Regions from separate parts of the Homo sapiens genome. Here region 1 is linked to region 2. The links are chromatin loops, found by intact Hi-C in ENCODE. Cell type or tissue: gastrocnemius medialis. All regions are shown on one strand. Links, peaks and the distances in the headings refer to the core of each region. The heading gives the core; the rest is flanking DNA. Region 1 overlaps CTNNBL1 (catenin beta like 1). Region 2 overlaps CTNNBL1 (catenin beta like 1).

Region 1 (12,004 bases), core at 2,568-10,567, 55 kb after region 2:
GGACACAGAAGTCCAAAGGTCCAGAGGCAGGAATGAGTGGAAAGGCCCCAACGCATCTTGAGGAACAGCAAAGGGAAAGGCCCGAGGAATCTCCTTCCCTAAGCTGTACTTTTGCAGTCACACCTAAATACCTAATACTGTGGAACCCATTAAACTTCTCCACTTTTGTTGCTTTGCTAATACCATTTTCTCTGCCCAAAAAGCCCTTCCTTCCACTTGGTGAAATTTGACCCCTCTTTCAAAGATAATAATGCAAGTGCCTTCTATGTGTCCTCAGTAAGATCCAGGAAGCCTGCCCTGACCCTCCCCTACAGTACATAATATGGAACAATTTTAAAACTCTGTCACATTCTTTACATCTCATAAGATGCTTTCCCAACTGCACTAGCCCACTTAACCTTCACATTAACGCGATGAAATATGAATTCTTAACCCCATTTTACAGATGAAGATGGGAAGCTCAGACAAGCTTAGTATTTGGCCCAAAATTACGTTTTACAGGGCCAGCCATCTCAGCTCCCACCCAGCGCTGCCACGTTACCTCTTCCTCTTCCTCTTCCCCATCTCTGTCAATAATCTGCAGCAGCCTTTTTTTGTCATCATCCGCTTCCTCCACCACAGTCATTTCTTCTTCCCGATAGCGGCCGCGTTCTCGAGTACCAGTTTGTTTCCGACGCATCTTCTGCTCCTCCTCTTCATCATCCCGGGGACGTTTTGTGCCCCTATTGGGCTGAGAGAAAAGAAACATAAGATTTTAGAGCTGGATACAACATAGAAGCCAGGCGTGGTGGCTCATGCCTATAATCCCAGCACTTTGGGAGGCCAAGGCAGGCAGATCTCTTGAGCCCAGGAGTTTGAGACCAGCCTGAGGCAACATGGTAAAACCCTGACTCTACAAAAAATACAAAAAAAGACTTTGCAAGGCATAGACAGCAAATATCCTAAAAGCTTTCAAGAATTCTCTGACTCAAAAGCATCCAGCATACAACTTCTCCCACCACATGGGGTAAAGCTCTATGTGGTCATTTTTCAGATCCTTAATGATTCTATAAATATACCATGAAAGTCAGTGGGAATTTTTTTATACGCAGTTTTGCCATTTCACAAAAGTTCCTATGTATACGGAAATAGCAACAAAGCTATCTTAAGATGGGGACACTGGGTTAGGCTCACATACTAGTCAAGATATAACTCCCAATGCCAGCGTCTTAGCACCTGGTTTTAATTCACATCTACGTAAGATTACAAAGCCTTTTTTACAGTTACTCACAAATAGTACAAACATAAAATATTACATATGTAACTTCTGAATGTCTACTGTACTCCCAATTCTATTTTACAGAAGAGTTGAGTAAGGCCCAGAGCCTGGGCAAAGGACCTAAATAGACACTTCTCAAAAGAAGATGTACAAATGGCCAGAAGATATATGAAAAAAATGCTTACCATCACTAATCATCAGGGAAATGCAAAGAAAAATCACAATGAGTTATCATGTCACACCTATCAGAATGGCTATCATGAAAAAGACAGAAGATAAAGTGTTGTTGAGGGTGTAGAGAAAAGAGAACCCTGTGCACTGTTGATGGAAACACAAATTAATACAGCCATGATGGAAAACAGATGGAGGTTCCTCAAAAAATTAAAAATAGAATTATCATATGATCCAGCAATCCCACTTTTGGGTATGTAACCAACAGAATTGAATTCAGTATGCTGAGAAGATATCTGCCCTGTTCATTGTAGCATTATTCACAATAGCTAAGATATGGAAGCAACCTATGTGTCCGTCACTAGATGAATGGATAAAAAAAATGTATACATACACAATAGAATTCTACTCAGCCCTAAAAAGTGGGGAAATTCTGTCATTTGAGACAACCTGGATAAACCTGGAAGACATTAAGCAAAGTGAAATAAGCCAGGCACAGAAAGACAAATACCTCGTAATCTCACTTGTATGTGGAATCTAAAAAAGCTGAACTCATAGAAGTAGAGAGTAGAATGATCGTCACCAGAGGCTGGGGAGGAAGGGAGACGGAGGGAAATGTTGACTAAAGAGTATAAGTTTCAGTAAGGCCGGGTGCGGTGGCTCACACCTGTAATCCCAGCACTTTGGGAGGCTGAGGCGGGCAGATCACCTGAGGTCAGGAGTTCAAGACCAGCCTGATCAACATGGAGAAACCCCATCTCTGCTAAAAATACAAAATTAGCCAGGCGTGGTGGTGCATGCCTGTAATCCCAGCTACTTGGGAGGCTGAGGCAGGAGAATCGCTTGAACCCGGGAGGCAGAGGTTGCGGTGAGCCGAGATCGTGCCATTGCACTCCAGCCTGGGCAACAAGAGTGAAACTCCGTCTCAAAAAAAAAAAAAAGTTTCAGTTAAACAGGAAGATAAGCTTTAGTGATCTATTGCACTGAATGCTGAATATAATAAATAATAATGAACTGTACATTTAAAAATTGATAAAACGATTTTAAATATTTTCACTACAGAAAAAGTATTAAAGGTGATAGATTTGTTAATTAGCCTGATGTAATCATTCCAGACTGTAAACATATATCAAAATATCACCTTGTACCCTATAAATATATACAATTATTTGCTAATTAAAAATAAAAGTTTTTTAAATCAAATATAATAATAATAATAAAGGCCCAGAAGCCAAGTATTACATAAGATCACAAAACCACTCGTGCACCACTGAAAATAGAACTGGCACTTCCAGACTCCTAGTCCAAGGACCTTTCTACCATACTCTGTTAGGACCTCATGTTGCCTTTTGTTGTTGTTTACTTTTTAGAGATGAGGTTTCACTATGTTGCCTAGGCTGGACCTGAACTTCTGGGCTCCAGCAATCCTCCTGCCTCAGCCCTCTGAATAGCTGAGACTACAGGTGTGTGCCACTGCAGCCAGCTCATTTTGCCTTTTACAATGCAATCCATGAAGAAGGTCTTACTGTTGTTTTCCATTAAATTAGAATAAAACAGAGCAGTAGTGAAAGGGGCTTCAGAGCTGAAGAGACACAGCACTGCCCAGACACCAAACAGCCCAGTGTCTCCATTCAGCTCAACTTACTCCTGGTTCAACTTTGGGCCCATCACCTACCTCTCTAAACCTTAGTTTCCTCATCTGTAAATGGACATTATAATTCTTTTCTCTGTGAACTTCAAGTGAAAGAACTCTAAACCATAATGGTACTAAACAAATACATAAAATCATCACTGTGAGGTAATCCACATGATTCTGTCTTCTCCAACAAAACATTTGTGTTAGATTCTTCAATGAGATTTCTTTATCTGATATAGTAATCACACCCACCAGCGATATGCTTGGTGCAATGTGGTATGTTACTACCAAACAAAAGAAAATGCCACTTTCACTGCCAGCCTGCTAAGTTGTTTGGTAATAAGAGAAAATTTTCTATTATACATGTTACACATCTCCCCTTTTGACTTGTATTGAACAGTACTCTGCCAGTGGTAGAAAGTCATTCCCCTCTTTATTCATGTTTCCTGCTTGCTCCACATACCAGGTGCTTTAGTAAGTCTGAGCATATGACATTGTTTAGAAAACTCACACTCGACAATTTAGTTTGTAGGGTACCACCTGCTATTTTTCACTCTCTTCCTAGTCTCCCTGAGCTAGATGATAATTTCGTATGAACACACTTTATTTTCCATAAGGACAAAAATTACAAAAATGTACTATCATCATTACTGCTCTACCCTAAAAAAGAAAAATAAAAAGGAAAGCAACATGCCAGTAACCACAGACAGGCTACAATAAAAAAGGAGGTGGTGGTTTTCATGTAAGAAGAGGAAGGGAAGGTAGATTCATCCTAAAGGAGGGCAGGCTTCCAACTGGAAATCTGTAGCTCCTCAGCAGGTAAGGAACTTCAGCCCTCTGGGAACACTAATTCTTTCAAGCTCATAAAATAAGCCCTGCTGCGATTCTGATTAGCGTGAGCCTGCTGCAGCAGCCAAGTTAAGGCATGAGCTCCATAGTTCTCCACGGAAAGGAGATTTCTAGATTGTTTATCTCCGAGGGGAGAAAGAAAAGGCAGTGGGCCACAATTAAAAGGAGAAAGCTAAATATTGCCACAGTTAAGAAATGCAAAATAGAAAAAAAAAAACACTAGCTATGTCTCTTTTGAACACATCTTCCAATCCTCTTCTTTAAAACAAACATTTCAGAAGTCAGGGGAGGAGTTTCATTTATTAAATTCCCATTAAAATAGCACTTTCCTTCTGCAGAACTTCAATCTTCACCACATCTCTGGCAATGAGAAGTAGTCAACAGCTCTATTTCATAAACAGGGAGACAGGATACCTAAGATCTTTTAATAAACTCATGCAAAGACAACCTGGTCCCTTCTCAAAGTTGAATCTGATCTCTGGAAAACTGCTAATCTACCAAGATTCCAGGACCCTAACTGAGACAGGGCATCTGAGGAAATTTCAGGCAAAAACATCCACCTATAAATATGTCATATAAGACCCTGGTTAAGTTAAAACAATACTTTTTAAATCATTAATTCAACAAATAACTTACTAAAGAGTTATAAGGTTTGAAGGGTCTTCAAGTAATCAGCTGCCAGTCCCAGGCTTCCAACAGGGTCGTGTATAAATAGGGACACAGGGATAAATAGGGCCAGTGTGGATTGAGACAAGAATAACTCTGTTAACTTTTATCAATAGTGTAAGTATACCATCCCTAAGAGGGTTACCTTTAAGTTCACCAACTGTTTCTCCAACCTCCTCCCTCACACACAGTATTCAGCTTTATCTTTAGCTCCTCATGATGACTCTATGGCAGAGCCGAACCCATTACAATGCTCTGCTACAGCTCCTTCAGCAACACAGCAGCTCCCACCTCCCTCTCCAACAGAGAGTAAGCCATGCAAAAGCCCTGATATGTTTTATTTCCACATTCTCTTCTAAAGGCAAAAATCGTAAGAACTTCTCTTCATTTCTCTTCTTAACCCTCAAACATCTCTTTTTCAAACACTAACACTGCAAATAGGGAAGTTTTGAATCATTCCTGAGATTTGACCACTCTGAATAATAAGAGTTGGGATTCATTTCTTCAACAAAGTGCCAACCATATGAGGTACTGTGATGAGTACTGGGCACATAAGTGTGAACAAGACAAACACTGCCTTGTTATCAGAGCTTAACAATCTAGAACAGTGTTCAATTGAAATATAGTACAGGCCACAGATGTAATTTAAATTTTTTAGTAGCCACATTTAAAAAGAAACAGGTAATAATATGTTTATTTAATCTAACATACCCAAAATAGTATCATTTCAACATGTAATCTATATTAAAAAATTATTCATTTGTTATTTTACATTCTTTTTTTCACACTAGGTCCTTGGAATCTGGTATGTATTTTACACTTATGGTGTTTCTCAATACAGACTGGCCCAATTTCATGTGCTCAACAGCCATATGAGGCCAGTGGCTATAGTACTGAACAGCACAGGCCTAGGGGATTTCCATCTGAAGGGTTCCAGCTCCCTGATACAAGCTAAAATGGATTTGCCTTTCCAGCAACATTGAGTGAAATATGGACGCAAAAAGTTGAAGTCCTGTCTGTTCGTGAAAGAGTCACACTAAAAATTATGAAGCTAACTCAACACCCTGACCAAGAAATAAACTTCCTAATTTATATTTACCCAATAGTCACCACTGAGAGAGTGACTGCTTATACAAAACAAAACAAGAATTGTAAGCAGGGAAGAAGCTCAGAGCTGTCAAACTGATTTCACCAAAGGGAAGCCAAAGGGCTCTTGATCCACAAAAAGAATGTAACACTCACAGCCTGTCACAGAGGTCAACAGCTCAGGCTGAGCTCTCCCTGTGTCTTACACAACCAATCCCCAGAGGCTTAAGCCATTCTTACCAGTCACCTTTGGAGATTAATTTGTTTTGGTATCCGAAAGGTATTTGGAATCCCTCAAGATGAAGGAATGACAAAAGCAACTGTTCTTAATAAAGTCATTTCTCTGCCTCTGCTGCCCACAGGACTAGAGAAAAAATGATTAACTCTTAACTTCTGAACATCAGCCTTTAAGGGTTTTTACAATCTTCTACAATTCCCTGCCTTACTCCCAATAGGTGGTGAGTGGTATAAAAGCTAAGCATTTCCCACCATCCAACCACACAGCTGGTAGCCTTTCTAGGATAAAGGATTCCCACTCACTCAAAGCTCAGAGTAGGCTTCACGATAATAGATAGATGCCTTTACTCGCCAATAATCTTGAGGCCTATTGCCTGTGTGTGTGCGTGTCTCCATCCATGCCCCTGAAAACAGAAATCAAGACATCTTCATGAAAGCTTTGAAGGAGTTAAAAAAATTAAATAAGCAATCTGCCTAGGATACTCCCTGCGTACCCAGACAATATCCAACCTAAGCTTTGGGTTTCATTTTTCCCTCTTTTTTTTTAATTAAAAAGCAGTGAGAAGCTGTAGCTATAATGAGGGGCTGTGGGAACATGCAGTTATATTGAGCTCAAAGTAATGTACCATAGGAAGAGGCTACATCACCAGAACGAATCCTAAATTAAAACTCCACTATGAAAGCAACCCCATTTCCTCTGAGCACGCAATCTATATTATCACATTTATGGGCTATCTCGACCTCAATTAGGCTTGGGGGCAGTGGGGAAAAAAGAGAACTTCTATAATGAGCAATAATGGTATCATTATGATAAATTATGAAAACACATAATGCAAGTATTAATGTGAAGAGCGCATTTGTATCAGAATATAAAAGTGTAAATGTGTGCATGTGTGTGTGTCTAAATATAGCTCAACATTCCAAGTTCCCTGGCTAAGAAAGGGGATAATTCGTAAAAGGTACTTTTATGAAAAAAGATGTCCAATTCTAATGAGAAAATGGAAAAAGTCAAAGGAAACCTTCTAAACATTGTAATAAACCAAGAATTCTTCATCTAGAACTTAGGAGCTTGGCTAACTTCAGAAAATGATCTTCCAAATGGGGCATGAAGTACTGTTTCCTAGATATCAAACAACAGGAAAGACTTAGTAATTTGAGCTAGGAGAAAGAGATAATCTAGTCTCTCTCTCTCTTTATATTAATAGAATAGGGAAATCTGAGGCCAGTGAGTTTAAGCAACTTGCCTATGGTGAGCAAGACCACAAGGCTTCTAAATCCCAATATAGTGCTTTTCCTTTTTCTCCATGTTAACTTAAAACTGGCTGGAAAGAAAATAAGAGGACCCTGAAGAAGTCACTAGTAAATAAGTAAACAAAGCTACTATTAAAATATAAGAACACAGACTAGTGGCTATTTTAGACAGGCTATAACTAGAAACGACCATCAACAGGAAAAGGCTTTCAATTCATTATTGCTAGAGTTAATGATTCCTAACCTGTTTGCAATGGTGATATCCTGTATGGAGAATGAGTTTTGAAGTCAATTTTTCCTAAATTCAAATCCTAGCACCTCTACTCAGCAGTCCTGGAAAGTAAGTTACTCCCTCTACGCTTCAGTTTTCTCAGTCTATAAGCTGGGAACAATAACCTCTTTCACACAGACATTTATGCATATATGTATGCATGTACATAAAGGCCTATGTTTCTTTTCTTTTCTTTTTTTGAGACGGAGCCTCACTCTGTCACCCAGGCTGGAATGCAGTGGTGCGATCTCGGCTCACTGCAATCTCCTCCTCCAGGGTTCAAGCGATTCTCCTGTCTCAACCTCCTAAGTAGCTGGGACTACAGGCACGTGCCAGCACACCCAGCTCATTTTTTTATTTCTGGTAGGGATGGGGTTACACCATGTTGACAAGGCTGGTCTCGAACATCTGACCTCAAATGATCAGCCTGCCTCGGTCTCCCAAAGTGCTGAAATTACAGGCATGAGCCACTGCGCCCAGCCTAAAGGCTTGTGTTCCTAAAGTACAGAGCAGTTTGGCCCATAGAAAACAACACACTGAGCTCCCTATTTCTCCTGACATACTTGATTAAGAAATCAAAGAGGCGGCTGGGCGCAGTGGCTCATGCCTGTAATGCCAGCACTTTGGGAGGCAAGGCAGGCAGGCAGATCACCTGAGTTTAGGAGTTCGAGACCATCTTGACTAACCCGATGAAACCCCATCTCTAGTAAAAATAAAAAATTAGCCAGGTGTGGTGGTGGGTGCCTGTAATCCCAGCTACTGGGGAGCCTGAGGCAGGAGAGTTGCTAGAACTGGGGAGGCAGAGGTTGCCGTGAGCTGAGATTGCGCCATTGCACTCCTGCCTGGGAAAACAAGAGTGAAACTCCGCCTCAAAAAAAAAAAATCAAAGAGGCTCAAGGTTGGAAAGAACTCTGACCATTAATAGTTAGGTTTTTAAATGTGGGTCCCTTTTTAATGTCAAAATATTTGACAAGACCAACCGGGTGCAGTGGCACACGCCTGTAATCTCAACAATTTGGGAGGCAGAGGCAGGAGGCTCACTTGAGCCCAGGAGTTCGAGACCAGCCTGAGCAACATAGTGAGGACCTGTCTCTATAAAAAATTTAAAAAATTAGCCGAGCATAATGGCACGCACCTGTAGTCCCAACTACTCAGGAGGCTGAGGTGAGAGGATCACTTGAGCCCAGGAGGCTGCAGTAAGCCAAGGTCATGCCACTGTATTCCAGTCTGGGTGACACAGAGAGACCCTGTCTCAAAAAAAAAAAAAAAAAAAAAGATTGACAGGACCACCCGCCCTCGGACTTCCATTTTTTGGTACCCAATGATTAAGACACAATGACAACAAACAAATAAATTACTATCTATTATTTGGTAATACTTTTCATTGAATTTGTGTTTTAATGTCCACATTGACAAATAAAGAGAGGGGAGACAGAGATTATGTACTCATTTCTCGGAAAATGCTTGTGTACATCTGGATCCACAACTTCTTGCAATAATTCTGAGGCTCTAGAGACAGTTCAGGCATCAGGCATCCTTGATCTCACCCAGTCATCTATCTTAAGTTTGAATCCTTTTTAACATATCTCTCCCCAGGCATATGCCAGGGCTTTCCTAACACCTCCAGTGACCAGACACTCACCTCCTCCCTAAACTGTGCCCCCTCCACCTTTGAATCACTCAGTTAGGAAGCTCATTCAATTGAGGAGAAACCTTTCCACTTACACTCTCCTTCCATGGTTCCTAATACTTCTAATACTTCCCCCCTTAAGGAAATGTAAAACATTTCTAGTCTCGCTCACATTTAAAAAAAAAATTACATTTTTCAAGACAGCAATCCTTCTTATTTCTTCCTTCCCAATGCCTTTTCGAGAATAAACACTTTCAATAAGAAGGTCAGACAGGGGGCAACAGAGGAGAAGAGGGGGGTATACACATAATTACATTCCTTCCTACCATTATTTTGGAATTTCATAATTTTAAAGCATTCTAATACCTCTTGGAATAATTAGACATGTGGAACGTCGCAAACCCGCTTGTGGATGCATTGGTCTAACCAAATTGAAATGCTCAGAAATCATCTGCTGTTAACCTCTTCTTATTACCTTTTGTCAGAATAAAAGGGAGTTTTCAACATTCATTTTTACCAGATGGTAGTGAGTGGCCTGACCCAGAAGTTACAGATGAGTTGCAGTAATGAGTTTTCCCTTGACTTTACTGGCTGCACATTCACTGGTGACATTTTACAACTAGGACTTCTGGCTCAATCAATATTTGCAGGCATGAAACCTGCCAAAGTTAACATCAGGGCTCCCTTGCAAATTTGCTTAAGGCACCACAAATGAAACAGCTCACACTCTAATGCTGCAACTATCATCAGCCAAAGTTCATAATTAGAGATCAAAGTAATCAGAGACAGAAAATTCCACCCACCTCAAAGGGTTGTTGTGATGATTAAACAATACACCTTACAAAGGTGCCCTAGGTAAACTATAAATTGCTATACCAATGAAAGGTGTTATCATCATCATATTTTTAGGAAATGTCTGAGTGAAAATGCCAGATATTCAAATATAAATACATATTACACCTCTGCAAATTTGCAAGACTGGCTTCAAAAAAAGATCAATTAATTATGTCAACCTACTACCTTTTTTTCTGGAGGAAAAAAAAGATATCAAGCGCTCCTCAAAATCCCAAAGCAGAGTCTTTGCAAAATGTAAAAGAGAAGCACCATTTATTCCCAATTAAAAACAAATTACAGGCAACAAGACCACAGTAATTACTGGAGAATATGGTCTTTATCAATGTTCACAATGAAGGGGAAAATATCAATGTATCAAAAATCAAAATTACAAACAGTCTCACTTATGATCTGTAATCTGATTGGCTGACAGCTAAGATGGATGTGATGTACGATTTAAATCACTAGTCATAAAGACTTAATCCATTTTTCCTACCAAAAAATTATTATTCCTTGTTAAAGCCTGAATATATATTCATCTCACCACCAAAGGGTGTATAGATTTCTTTTTTAGAAGTACAAACTATACTTTAATGTCCATGGTTTACTTTGACATCTGCTCTGATTGATTCTACAGCTACATCAGAAAGCTGAATGTTGATTCGGTTTCTTTATCAAAACTAACATAGGCAGATTACTTGTAAAGTCACTGGAAGGCAAACTATCTCCAATTTAGCACACTTATGAATCTGTTTTGTCAGCTACACCAGAACCATCCGCATCCATTCATTCATTAAGGAAGTATTTACTGAGCTAAAAGAACCTGAACATCACTCTATTAGGTGCTGGAGGGACAATTAGACATCAATTTAACAACAAAACAGCACTGATCTAAAAGAAGTTAAGGTGGTACAATGCAAACAGCAGCAAACCAAAAATCAGAAAAATCTGGGTTCTAGTGGTAAATCACTTAAGAGCCACATGACCTTGCATAAGTCATTAGACTTATCAATGCTGCATTTATTAAAAAAATGCTCAGCCCTTGCTTCGCTATCTCACAGGACTAACTTTACTTTAGTAAGCTAAGGGATAGGAAGATTAAAATGAGATAAAAATACAGGACTTTGAAAAGAAAGCACGGAATTCAATTTCTCTTAATGACTGCAAACTGCAAAGCCCTGTATATACAACAGACTTTATTTATTTATTTATTTATTTATTTATTTATTTATTTATTTATTTATTTTAGACGGAGCCTCACTCTGTCTTCCTGGATGGAGTGCAGTGGTGTGATCTTGGCTCACTGAAACCTCCACCTCCCAGGTTCAAGCAATTCCCCTGCCTCAGCCTCCCAAGTGGCTGGGACTACAGGCGTGCACTACCACACCTGGCTAATTTTTGTATTTTCAGTAGAGATGGGGTTTTGCCATGTTGGCCAGGCTGGTCTCAAACTCCTGACCTCAAATGATCCGCCTGCCTTGGCCTCCAAAAGTGCTGGGATTACAGGCATGAACAACCATGCCTGACCAGACTTTAAATAACTTAAAGCCAGCTTTTGACAAAGAACATAAGATGATTGTAGAAGAAAAAATAATGAGTAGCCCATAAGCATATAAAAAGTAGCCCAACCTCATTAGAAATCAGGGAAATGTACATAAAAACCATTAGTTATCATTGGATTGACAAAAATGAAAAAATAAAAAATCTGGTAATACCAAGTGTTGGTGAGGATATGGGGAAACAAGAACTGTTGATACTTGCTGACAGAGGAGAATAAATGAATACAGAGCAAACTGGTGAGGCCTGATACCACTGATGCATATATTCTACGACTATCCCAGTAGTTCTACTCCTAGGGACATAGACACTAGAGAAATGCTCACACATATACACAAGTAGTTATTTAAAGAATGATCACTGGACAATAAGAAACAAAGTTAAATGATCCATGGATGCATGCATAAATAGTAACAGTAAGAAAAAAGTACATGAGAATAATAATCACCAAATTCAGGATACTGATTGCTTCTAAAGGAGGTTAAGAGAGAAACTGGATTAGAGAGGAGTATGTGATGAAATGAGATTAGGGAAGAGTGCAAAGGAGACTTTATCTGT
Region 2 (12,004 bases), core at 1,402-9,401:
AAAACAACCAAGGAAACCATAAAACAAACAGGAAAAGGGCTAAACGTAATTACTATAAAATCAAATAGTTAAATTCATCTACTGAAAGACAAACTTTCACGCTGGATTAAAAAACACAGTTATGGGCCGGGCGCGGTGGCTCACGCCTGTAATCCCAGCACTTTGGGAGGCCAAGGCGTGCGGATCACGAGGTCAGGAGATCGAGACCATCCCGGCTAAAACGGTGAAACCCCGTCTCTACTAAAAATACAAAAAATTAGCCGGGCGTAGTGGCGGGCGCCTGTAGTCCCAGCTACTTGGGAGGCTGAGGCAGGAGAATGGCGTGAACCCGGGAGGCGGAGCTTGCAGTGAGCCGAGATCCCGCCACTGCACTCCAGCCTGGGCGACAGAGCGAGACTCCGTCTCAAAAAAAAAAAAAAAAAAACACACAGTTATGTGTCTTTAACAAGAGTTACACGTAACACAAAATGACATAAAAAGTAAAGGTGTGTGGTAGCAGGTGCCTATAATCTCAGCTACTTGGAAGGATCATCATATCCCAAGACTTCAACGCTGCAGTGCACTGTGATTGCCTCCTGTGAACAGCCACTGCACTTCAGCCTGGGCAACATAGTGGAATCCTGTCTCTTAAAAAAAAAAAAAATGCTAAGGATATAGGAAGGATCAGAAGAAACAGAAAAAAAAAAATCCACAACCATAGTTAGAGACTAAACAAATTAGGGGATAAAAAGGACAGAAAAGAACGGAATATGTTTACAAAGTTGATTTATGTTATAATTATAGTACTTTATACCCTAGAAACACAAATTCTATTCAAATGTTCACGGAATATTTATAAAAACTACCCAAGTATAAGGCCACAAACAAAATCTCAAATTCAGAAATGTATTTTATAGCCTCTATTTTCTGTTAATGTAATAGGAAAATAAGACTTAATCACTTGGGAATAGAGAATAAAACTAAGCAATATTAAAAGGAGATTTTTTAACCTGAAATGTTTTTATTTTTAAATAAGAGAATTATTTTTTAAAGCATTAAGCGTTTAACTCACAAACTTGGAAAAAGGGCAACAGAATAAACAAAAAAGTAGAAAAAAAGAATTAAAGGCGGGGGAAAGGTATACAAATATACAAAATGCTACAAGCATTGTAGACCATATATATACAAATACACATATGCATATTTATATCACACATATATGCATATATATATATATGTACACACATACATATGCATATTTATATCAAAACCAAGAGTTGGTTCTCTAAAAAAAGATGCCCTCCAAAAAAAACAAATCCAATTGGTGCCAGCTCAGTCGCAATAGAGTAAAGCATCAGGTAGATTTCTAAGGTTCCCAAGTCCAGGCTCTGGCTCTCAGATGGCATCTGTAGAGCTGCCTGGGGCTGGGGGGAACTTGCTGTCCTGAAGGGAAGGACACAAGCCTGGCTGGACTTGCCACCTGTTGACTGTAGAGCCTTTGGGCCATGAATGAACACAGGCAGCAGCCAGGCAGTGGTCAATGTGAGCCTTGGGTGAAACCAAGTGCTGTGCTGGCTTCAGGAATGACCCAGCACAGTCCCAGTGGTGGCCACAGTGGTGCTTGCTTGTCTCACCCCTCCCCCAGCACCAGGCAGCTCAGCACAGAGAGAGAGAGAGACTCCACGTGTTTGGGGAAAAGTCAGGGAAGAGAACAAGAGTTTCTGCCTAGTAATCCAGGGAATTCTCTTCGATTTTACCCAACACCACCAAGGTGGTACCTCTACAAGTCTACAAGAGCCAGAGTGTTACTGAGCTTGGGATGCCCCCTAATGCAGACACAGCTGCTGTGACCAAAGACTTAAATCACAACACCCAAGACTCTCTAAATACCTGGAAAGCCTTCCCAAGAAGGATGAATACAAACAAGCCCAGACTGCAAAGACTACAATAAATACCTAACTCTTCAATGCCCAGACACCGACAAAGATCCATAAGCATCAAGACCGTCCAAGAAAACATGACCTCAACAAATGAACTAAGTAAGAGACCAGTGACAATGCCAGCAAGACAGAGATATGTGAGCTTTCAGATAAAAAATTCAAAATAGCGTTTTGAGGAAGCTTTATGAAATTTGAGATAACACAGAAGGAACGCAAAATCCTATTACATTTTACGGATATTGAAATAGTTAAAATGAATCAAGCAGAAAAATGCAACATACTGAAGAATGCATCAGAGTCTCTTAACAGCAGAACTGATAAAGGAGAAGAAAGAATTAGTAAGCTTGAAGACAGGCTATTTGAAAATACAGTCAAAGACAAAAGAAAAAAAGAATAAGAAAGAACGAAGCACACCTACAAGATCTAGACAATAGCCTCAAAAGGGCAAATCAAATAGTTACTGGCCTTAAAGAGGAGATAGAGATATTGGGGTAGAAAGTCTTTTCCAAGGGATAATCAGAGAGAACTTCCCAAACTTAGAGAAAGATATCAATATGCAAGAACAAAAGGTTACAAAACCCCATCAAGCAGATTTAACCCAAAGAAGACTACCTCAAGGCATTTAATAACCAAACTCCCAAATGTCAAGGATAAACAAAGGATCCTAAAAGCAGCAAGAGAAAAGAAATAATATATACAATGGAGTTCCAATATGTCTGGCAGCAGACTTCTCAGTGGAAACCTTACAGGCCAGGGAAGAGTGGCATGACATATTTAAAGGGGAAGAGTGGCATGACATATTTAAAGTGCTGAAGGAACTATATTTTACCCTAGAATAGTATATCTAGTGAAAATATCCTCCAAACATGAGGGAGAAATAAAGACTTTCCCAGACAAACAAAAGCTGAGGGATTTCATCAACACCAGACCCATCCTACAAGAAATGCTAAAGGTAGTTCTTCAATCTGAAAGAAAAGGATGCCAATGAGCAATAAGAAATCACCTGAAGGTACAAAACCCACTGGTAACCATAAGTACACAGAAAAACACAGAATATTATAACACTGTAATTGTGGCGTATAAACTACACATACCTTGAGCAGAAAGACTAAAAGATGAACCTATTAAAATAATTACAACAACTTTTCAAGACATAGACCGTATAATAAGATATAAACAGAAACAACAAAAAGTTAAAAAGTGGAAGGGTGAAGTTAAAGTGTAGAGTTTTTATTAGTTTTCTCTTTGCTTGTCAGTTTGTTTCTGCAATCAGTGTTAAGCCTGTCATCAGTTTAAAATAATGGGTTATTAAATAGTATTTGCAAGCCTCATGGTAATGTCAAGAGACATGCAACAGATACACAAACAATAAAATGCAAGAAACTAAAACATACCATATGAGAAAATCACCTTCACAAAGAGAAGGAAACACCACAAAACAACCAGAAAACAAATAACAAAATGGCAGGATTAAGTCCTTACTTATCAATAATAATATGGAATATAAATGGACGAAACTCTCCAGTCACAAGATATAGAGTGGCTGAATGGATTAAAAAAATGGGACTCAACAATCCATTGCCTACAAGAAACACACTTCACCTATGAAGACACATATAGGCTGAAAATAAAAGGATGGAAAAAGATATTCTATGCAAATGAAAACCAAAAGAGAGCAAGAGGAACTGGACTTAAATCAGACAAAATAGATAGCAAGACAAAAATTAGACCAAGAGACAAAGAAGGTCATTACATAACGGTAAAGGGACCCATTCAGCAAAAGAATATAACAATTATAAATATATATGCACCCAACACTGGAGCACCCAGATAGATAAAGCAAATATTATTAGAGCTAAAGGGAGAGACAGATCCCAATAAAAGCTGGAGACTTCAACACCCCACTTTCAGCACTGGATCAAACATCCAGACAGAAAATCAACAAACATCAAACTTCATCTGCAGTATAGACTAAATGGACTTAATAGATAGTGACAAACCATATCATCCAAAAGCTGCAGAATACACATTCTTCTCCTTAGCACATGGGTCATTCTCAAGAATAGTTCATGTGTTAGGCCACAAAACAATTCTTTAAAAATACAAGAAAACTGAAATTCTGTCAAGTATCTTCTCTGATCACAATGGAAAAAAACTAGAAATCAATAACAAGAGGAATTCCAGAAACTATTCAAACAGAAATTAAACAATATGCTCTTGAATAACCAGTGGGCCAATGAAGAAATTAAGAAAGAAATTAAAACAGTCTGAAGCAAATGAAAATGGAAACACAACATACCAAAATTTATGGGATACAACAAAAGCAGTATTAAGAGGAAAGTTCATAGCAATAAGCACCTACAACAAAAAAGTAGAAAAACTTCAAATACACAACCTAACAATACATCTTAAAGAATTAGAAAAGTAAGAGCCAACCAAACCCATAATTAGTAGACGAAGAGAAATAATAAAGATCAGAGCAGAAATAAATGAAACAAACAAAAAAAGATAAAAAAGATCAACAAAATTAAAAGTTAGGTTTCAAAAGATAAACAAAATCAATAAACCTTTAGCCAGATTAAGAAAAAAAGAGAGAGGATCAAATAAATAAAAACCGGAAATGAAAAAGGAGGCATTTGGCCAGGTGCAATGGCTCACACATGTAATTCCAGCACTTTGGGAGGCCAAGAAAGGTGGATAGCTTGAGCTCAGGAGTTCAAGATCAGCCTGGGCAACATGGTGAAATCCTGTCTCTGCCAAAAATATTTTTAAAAAATTAGCCAGGCCTGGCGGCATGCAAGGGAACCTTTGGGAGTGATAAAAAGAATCTGTATATACATCATCCTATATGGTAGACACTGTGTAGCTACTGAGCATCTGAAATGTGGCTATTGTAACTGAGAAACTAAATTTTAAATATAATTTAAATAAATTTAAGTTTAAAATTTAAAAATTGATACTGGACTTATTGGAAAACATTTAAGTATCTTTGGACAAACTTAAGTATGAGAATCTATGTTTTCAACTCTAAATTTTATGAAATCTAAATACAAATCAAGCATTCTGATGAAAATTTAGCATCTGAATTGGGATGTAAATGTAAAATGTTCACTGGATTTTGAAAACTTAGTCTCAAAAAATGAATGTGAAATGGCTTACTAATAATTTTGTCATATTGATTACATGTTGAAATAATTTTTGACTTACTATGTTAAATAAAATACATTATTAAAATTATTTTTGTTTCTTTTAACCCTTTAAATGTGGTAGCTACTACAAAATGTAAAATTACCTATCTCACATTACATTTCGACTGGATAGTGCTGTTCTACATCTTCACTGTGGTGGTGGAAACATCTGTCAAAACTGTACACTTAAAATGCGTACATTTTACTGTATAAAAATTATGCCTCAATAAAGTAGACAAAAATATTAAATTGGTAGTGAATATATGCTTGTGTGTGTGTGCACATATGTGTGGGAAGGAGGGAGTATGTATCAATGAGTATCTTGTTTGTGATCTTTCTTCATCAATAATCAGAAAGGAAAAAAATTCACTGAGTATATATACATGCAAAAGTAACTGTTCTCCTGAAGCGTCATCATATTAAATTATATTATAGTTATTTAATGTGTGCATCCCTCACTAGCCTTTGAGCTTCTTGGAGGCAGGAACCCTGTTTTGTTCATCTCTGTATAAACCTAGCACTTAACGTAGAAAGTTAACATAGTACCTTAGCAGTGTTTTGCAACTGTAGAATTCTCCTAGATACTTTATATAGTTTAATTCTGCCAAAATACCTGTAAATTTGGTATTATTAGTGCCGGTTTTCAGATGAAAAACTGAGGGTGAGAAGGTCACAAAGGTTAAAGTAACTCACCAAATATCCAGAGCTAGTAAGTAAAAGAGCATGTTCCAAACCCACACTTACAAGTCCCAGGCCCATTCTTCCACCCTGCTCCATACTGCCACCTCTCCATGTGGGCATTTCACAACTGTCTGATGAATGACTGAGTCAAAGTAAAGATCTATATTTAGGGGCAATGGAACCACAGAAACTTTCCTGAACTTCTAGTGTTACAGCTTCATAGTCTTGAATAGGCTCTCTCTAGACAAAGAGCCACCTGGCAGCTCTTACTAGAAGATCAGAAAGGGTGACTATAGTATGGAAAAAAAATTCCATCCCAATTAAACTTTCCATTTGGGAGTCTGAAGAAAAATAACACAGAACAAAGAGTATGGGAATGAGAAAAAAGGAAATGCTGAATCTGCTAATATAGCTAATTAATGCCAAAGAATGAATGTAACAGCAACTTCAGCATTCAAAAATGAAGTTAGGAGATCTAGAGAGGTACAGTTTCTAAGTTTTTTGGAGCTCTCCTTTAATTAGCCTCCCTGAATCTCAGCATTCCTGTTTGAATAATCCATATTTCTGGTTATTTATTCAGCTCCCCTCTGCTATGCAATACCTAGCCATATGCTGCAGAAATATATCACTTCATATTTGCACTCAACCAACCAAAGACACTGGCAATTCAGACCTTTAAGAAGCTTAAGGAAAAGTCCCTTCAGAACATTGTGTTAAGGTTAGAAGATCCAAGAAGCCAAATGTATCTTCTATTTATGCTATTTACTTGAGAGAAGGTGGGTCATTTCAACAAAAGGACAAGCAATTAGAAGGGTAAGGGAGATAAACAAAAGACTCAAGAGAGTAAAGCTAGCAAAAATCAGCTAAACACAAAAGGCCTCTGAGTAATTTCTCATGCTCCTCTCTGCATTTTTTTAAAAATTGTTTTTAAAAGCAATTCCTCAAAGGAAGACTTTTGGTCAATGCAAGGTCTGGTACACACTGGACAAATGAAGAGGTCTACTGTGCCTCCAGCCCCCCAGAAGCCTTTTAAAGATAATATATTTTAGAAATATACACAGTAAGTCATCACTTAACATCATAGATAGACTTGGAAATGGCAACTTTAAGTAAAACGGGATATAGGAGGTCAGATCCTCAAATAACACCGTTATAACAATGATCAGAAAAACTGGTTTCATTATACATCATTTCGCTTAAAGTTATGGTTTCCAAGAATGTTACTGATGATGTTAAGTGAGGACTTACTGTACCTGGATAATCCTAACATCATTTTAAACACAAAAATGGTCACTGTAGAATTTGTTATAACGGCAAAACATTGGAAATATCCTCAATGCCAACAACAGAAGAATACTAAGTAAGCTACAGTCCCTTAGAGGCCATGATGCAGTTACTGAAAACTCTCATGAAGATTATTCACAGCATGGGAAACAGCATCTTATGTCTGAAATGTAGCAATACAGAAAATCCTATGTGTGGCAGGCTTAAAAAGTTGTTAAAAATTATAGAAAAAAAGACTAGAAGAAAATATACACCCAAAGACAGGCTGTGTTTAGCTCACAGAACTGTTTTCCTAACTTTGTGGAGACAGAAATTCTGTCTTAGGTATTTCTGTGTATGCCCAGTACTTAACATAGTACCTTGTCAATGTTTTAATAGCAGTTTTATATGTTAGTATTCTAAATTCTATTTAACAAATATATATCACATTTATGAAAAACCTTTCCAAAGAAATATCTTAGTTCAACAGAACTTTCAGTATACTTGAAGTTTTAAGACAGCAGACTCTGGCTCCATTTCTTTTTTTCTTGTTTTTTTTTTTTTTAAATCTCAACTTGCTCCTCTGTAGGGCACAATTCATAATGACTAGAATCTTCCAACCACATAAACATGCTCGATTTTTTTTTTTAAGTCCCTTGACCCTATACCACAGTCTGGTTATCCCCTCAGCCTTCCCCCACACACTTCTCTACTCCCCTTCCTAGACAGGGTCTCAAGAGTTATCAACATAAGCTTCCTCTCCCCTTTTTGCTTCTAACTTTAGGATTCTATAAAATAACTGTGAAACTAATATAAGATCCACTTTCAGGAATTAGCGTATAAATAATAAGACACACAAGGAAAGTACTATAAATAAAAGTTTCTAGAACTGTCTTGCACGTTTTCATATTTCCTAAGCTAGGCATACAGCACATGTACAACTCATTACTGAATGAGGAGTGAAAAATATGAATGATACGCTGCTTTCAATAAAAATACAAACATATGGCATAGATAGGTCTATGTGATATATACAGAAAATTAGTCCAAGTTTAGAAGTAATGGCTAGATTTCCCCAAAACTAACACACTATGGGAAGGAGAGGAAAAACACCAATGTCCTTCAATGGAGTGGACGTATTAGCAACCACCACAGTAGGGCACAAACAGAACACAATATACTTTTTATTCATCTACTCTAACTTTAGGAAAGACCACATACCTATACAAACACATCCCCCCATGCCTGAAGACTTTACTCTTCAGGGTAAAGTCTAGGAAACCCAACAGAATAAATGATCATAGCTACATGCTCTTGAATTCAGGCTAACAGTGAAAAGTCAGGCAAAAAAGGTGGGAGAACTAGGGCATTCGAAACATACCTGAGCATGAGATTCATCAGCTGAAGACCCTCGCCCTTCAGGAAGCGCTCACGATTGGAACTAAGCATTAGACAGGAGCAGAGGGAATCAAACAGATTCTCCATCATCTCCTGCTCCTCAGCCGTGCTGGGATTGTGTCTTTTAAACACCTGTCAAGCAAAAACAGCACAAAGCACAGAGCTATAAGAGAATGTCTTTTCATGAGCCTCCATCCAACAATTCCTAAAACCTGTGGGTCATAACTCTACGACTGAGGAAACAGAAGCTCACCAAACAAAATTCTCATCAGTTTCCATTTTAGAGAAACTAAATGATTCACATATATTAAATACATGCAAAAAAAAAAGCCAAAACACTCTACTGACCACTGGGTCCATCAGTAATTGACAGTTCCAGGCAAGCAGATTTTTTTAAAAACCAAAACCCAATAAAAAACAAAATCTTTTTATCGTGAAATATAACACAGATACAGAAAAACTCCATAAAGGACATATAAAACTAAATGAAGTGAACACCCCTGAAATCATTATCCAGGATGAGAAACAACTTTGCCAACTCCCCTCAAAGCCCTCCACTTGCCCAACCCAACCATATCTCATTTCTTTCCCTTCTAAAAGCAACCACAATCCAGAGGGCTGAATCGTGGCTCAATATAAGGAAGCATTTCCTGACAACCAAGGCTACTGAATTCCCTCACAGGGGAGCTGGGGCTTTAATTCATGGGAAGGGCTTACAGCATTAGTTTTCTTTTTGCCAGAGATGTAAGGCATGTTAAGAGAAGCCTTTAAACTGTATATGCATACCCATACAGTCTACTACAAGAAGATCAATAATCTCACAGGAAAAGGACTAAGCACCTTCCCAGAACTGGAAACAGATTCACATTTCAAAGCTCTATTTTTGGGGTGGAGGCCAAGACACTCAGGCTGCTGGCACCAAGATGGAAGCTGTATGCAAACTGACATCTCAGACTCTCCCAACACTCTTAAGATTTTATCCAAATGATCTATTTTCAGTCCTGTTTTTAGAATAACACAGCTAAAACTTGTAAGAGGAAATCTTAACAGTATTTTCAGAATGCCAGCAGAATAACATTTCAACTGGATTTACATTTCTTACAGTGAGAAAATGGCAGTTTCCAAGTTCTCACTCCAGCCTTCAGCACCACATCCTCCCCTATCCTCCCCTTGACCCCCACCCCACTGCAGTGGAACTTGTACTCCTTGAGCTTATTCAGATCCTAAATGAACATACTCCATTTTCACAGCAGATTGAAAGGAAGGTTGGTGAATAATCTTGGCAGTGGGTCAAATGAAAATAATTTGGTATGCTTGGCCCAGAACATACACACTTAAGCATGAGGCACATCTTTTTTGAGTTGACAATATCATATCAGAAGATGAAGAAAGTTCAGAACTGATACACAGTGATGTCTGGTCATAAAGAGCAAATGACTAAGAAAAGGAGGCAAACCATGTCCCTCCGTATAACCCTCAAACCTGCCAACATGCTCCATATGGCTTGCAGCACATGGCTTATTCCTTCCCACAGTTTCCAGCTCCACCTCCCATTCAAAGCAGACCATGTATCTTACAGCAGACAGGAAGCATAAGAATTACTCACGGATAACTGCTGAAGAAGCACATCGATTCCATCCAGCTCCCCAAGCAATTCCCTGTTTTCTAAAGGGGAAAAAAATAGAGGAAGAAAAAAAATGAACCTAACTGTCAGATTTTACAGCCGTCTAACACTGATACATCAGCAAACAAAATCAATACAGCTTGACAGAGTACAAAAGCAGCACAGGGAGTGAGAGGGAGAGCAAGGGGATGCCAAAGGCAAGAGAGCTTGCTGTCATGATCTGAAACAAGCCTGGCTCCTATCCTAACAGAATATCAATACTGAGAGGGCGCCTCACCATCATTGTCCTGGAGCAATATGGCCAGCACTTCACTGCAATACAGTTTGTTGGCATCAAAAGGCATCTTTGCCTATGGGGAAATAGGAGAAATGAGAAAAATGTTAAGGGGTCTTGCTTCCTTCCCCAGGACAAATTTTTCACGAGTACTATGATCTGAGTTAGAGAGAAGCAGAAGTTAGAAAAGGAAAAGGCAGTTAAGGGTAAAAACGTCTGCCTCTGCTCTCAAGAGACCAGAACCAAGTAAAGTGACAGATTGAAACAATGGCTCTCACACTCTTAATGCCCAGGTATTAAGGTTACCTCCTCGGTGAAGACTTCCAAGATTTCCCATTTTGAGTCCAGAGATTATATATGTCTAGCCCATAGTACCCAAATGTGAACTAGATGAATGAGAGTTTTGAACTTTTAAGATTAAAACTCACCATGAAGCTTAATTCACAAGTTACAATCATGAAATTAGGCTATAAATTAGTTAATATATGAGCAGAGAAGAAAGCAATTCTTGATTAACTGAATGTATTTATCACAAAGTAGTTCCTTCTGGATTTTTTTAATGCTTAAAATTTAATTTGAAATCATAAACTTATCTGCTTGCATGCCATAATCTGCCTACTACTTAAAACAGAAACCACATTAAATATGCAAAAATGTGTTAATATTTTAACACCCAAATTACTACCCACAATTCTTTCCCCGCTGCATGCTCTGCTATTTGGGAGTTTCAGAGGGGACACATCTACTGCACAGACTATCTTTCATGGCTGTCCTCAGTGTTGCTTCGGTAGTGAGACTTAAATATCTCACCATTATCACTGCCCCCTGGATAAAGGTGCATAGAGAGGAGCGAGTCTCAGTGGTGTGTTTTTATTTATGGTGCCCATGATCCTTAAAATGCAGGCATGTAAACAATGATTATTAATCAGCAGCAACCTTTGCTACCTATCTGTGTTTTTGAAATGACAAAGAATTTCTGTACTTGGAAAAGACAAGGGAAGTGTTTATCTTGGAACTAACACTTCCGTCACCTTACCGCCATTCACAGATCTGTTTAGATATTGGTTTTATACTTAAAGAGGAAGAGTTGTACCTAATCAAGCAATATTCAGTATCATTTCAGTTTTCTGTGCACGTCTTCCTCATCAAGCTAAGTGCAGCCTACAGGGTTTCAGGAGGTCAACCAAGTATGACCATCTTAGGTTAAAAGATCTATAAATGCAAGGTCTTACATGTGCTAAATGTAAGGTATGCTCCCTGGGCGAGCTTGAAGCCTTGTTTCAAGAAATTCAGCATAATAGTCAGGGCTTAAATGCAACCTGTGGTATGTTTCACTTTAAGAAAAATGGTTTCATATTAACGAAAATCAAAACATGAAGGTGAAAAGCCAAGGAGTAAGCATCTCTATCAAAATCAAGGATTTGCGAATAAAATTTCCCACTCAAATTATGTAAGTTCCAAGTACTGCTATTATATTTTAAAAGATTTAAGCCACACCAACTTATACATTAGCATTGCAAGGGCCATGGTTCTTGTTTAAAACAAGACACTTAACTGAAAGAAGCCAAAAGACAGTAGGTCACTAGAGCCATGGCCTTTCTGTGGATCTAATGCCTCTTGTCCTTTATTCAATTTTGTAAGCTCCTGTTTTCAAGTT

Evidence for each region. Peaks named below come from ENCODE experiments on the same cell type or tissue, not always from the same donor. Only the 100,000 strongest peaks of a DNase experiment are listed, where the experiment ranks them.
Region 1: it touches region 2 in a loop (2.1-fold over the local background); 2 of 110 quality-filtered maps call a loop at or near these places.

The regions. Positions count from the first base shown.
Region 1 is chr20:37,721,605-37,733,608 of GRCh38, reverse strand. CTNNBL1 (catenin beta like 1) reads right to left here. Exons shown (of 16, transcript NM_030877.5): 2 at 542-730. Among named protein-coding and RNA genes, the nearest start is that of CTNNBL1, 34 kb to the right of the region's middle. In gastrocnemius medialis, for the core only: no CTCF peak of the experiment used is centred there; no DNase peak of the experiment used is centred there; H3K27ac peaks cover 4,192 bases.
Region 2 is chr20:37,775,764-37,787,767 of GRCh38, reverse strand. CTNNBL1 (catenin beta like 1) reads right to left here. Exons shown (of 16, transcript NM_030877.5): 8 at 10,351-10,423; 9 at 10,056-10,114; 10 at 8,433-8,581. Among named protein-coding and RNA genes, the nearest start is that of CTNNBL1, 88 kb to the right of the region's middle. RefSeq lists enhancers at 1,024-1,523, 1,524-2,025. In gastrocnemius medialis, for the core only: no CTCF peak of the experiment used is centred there; a DNase peak (open chromatin) is centred at 5,891; H3K27ac peaks cover 1,334 bases.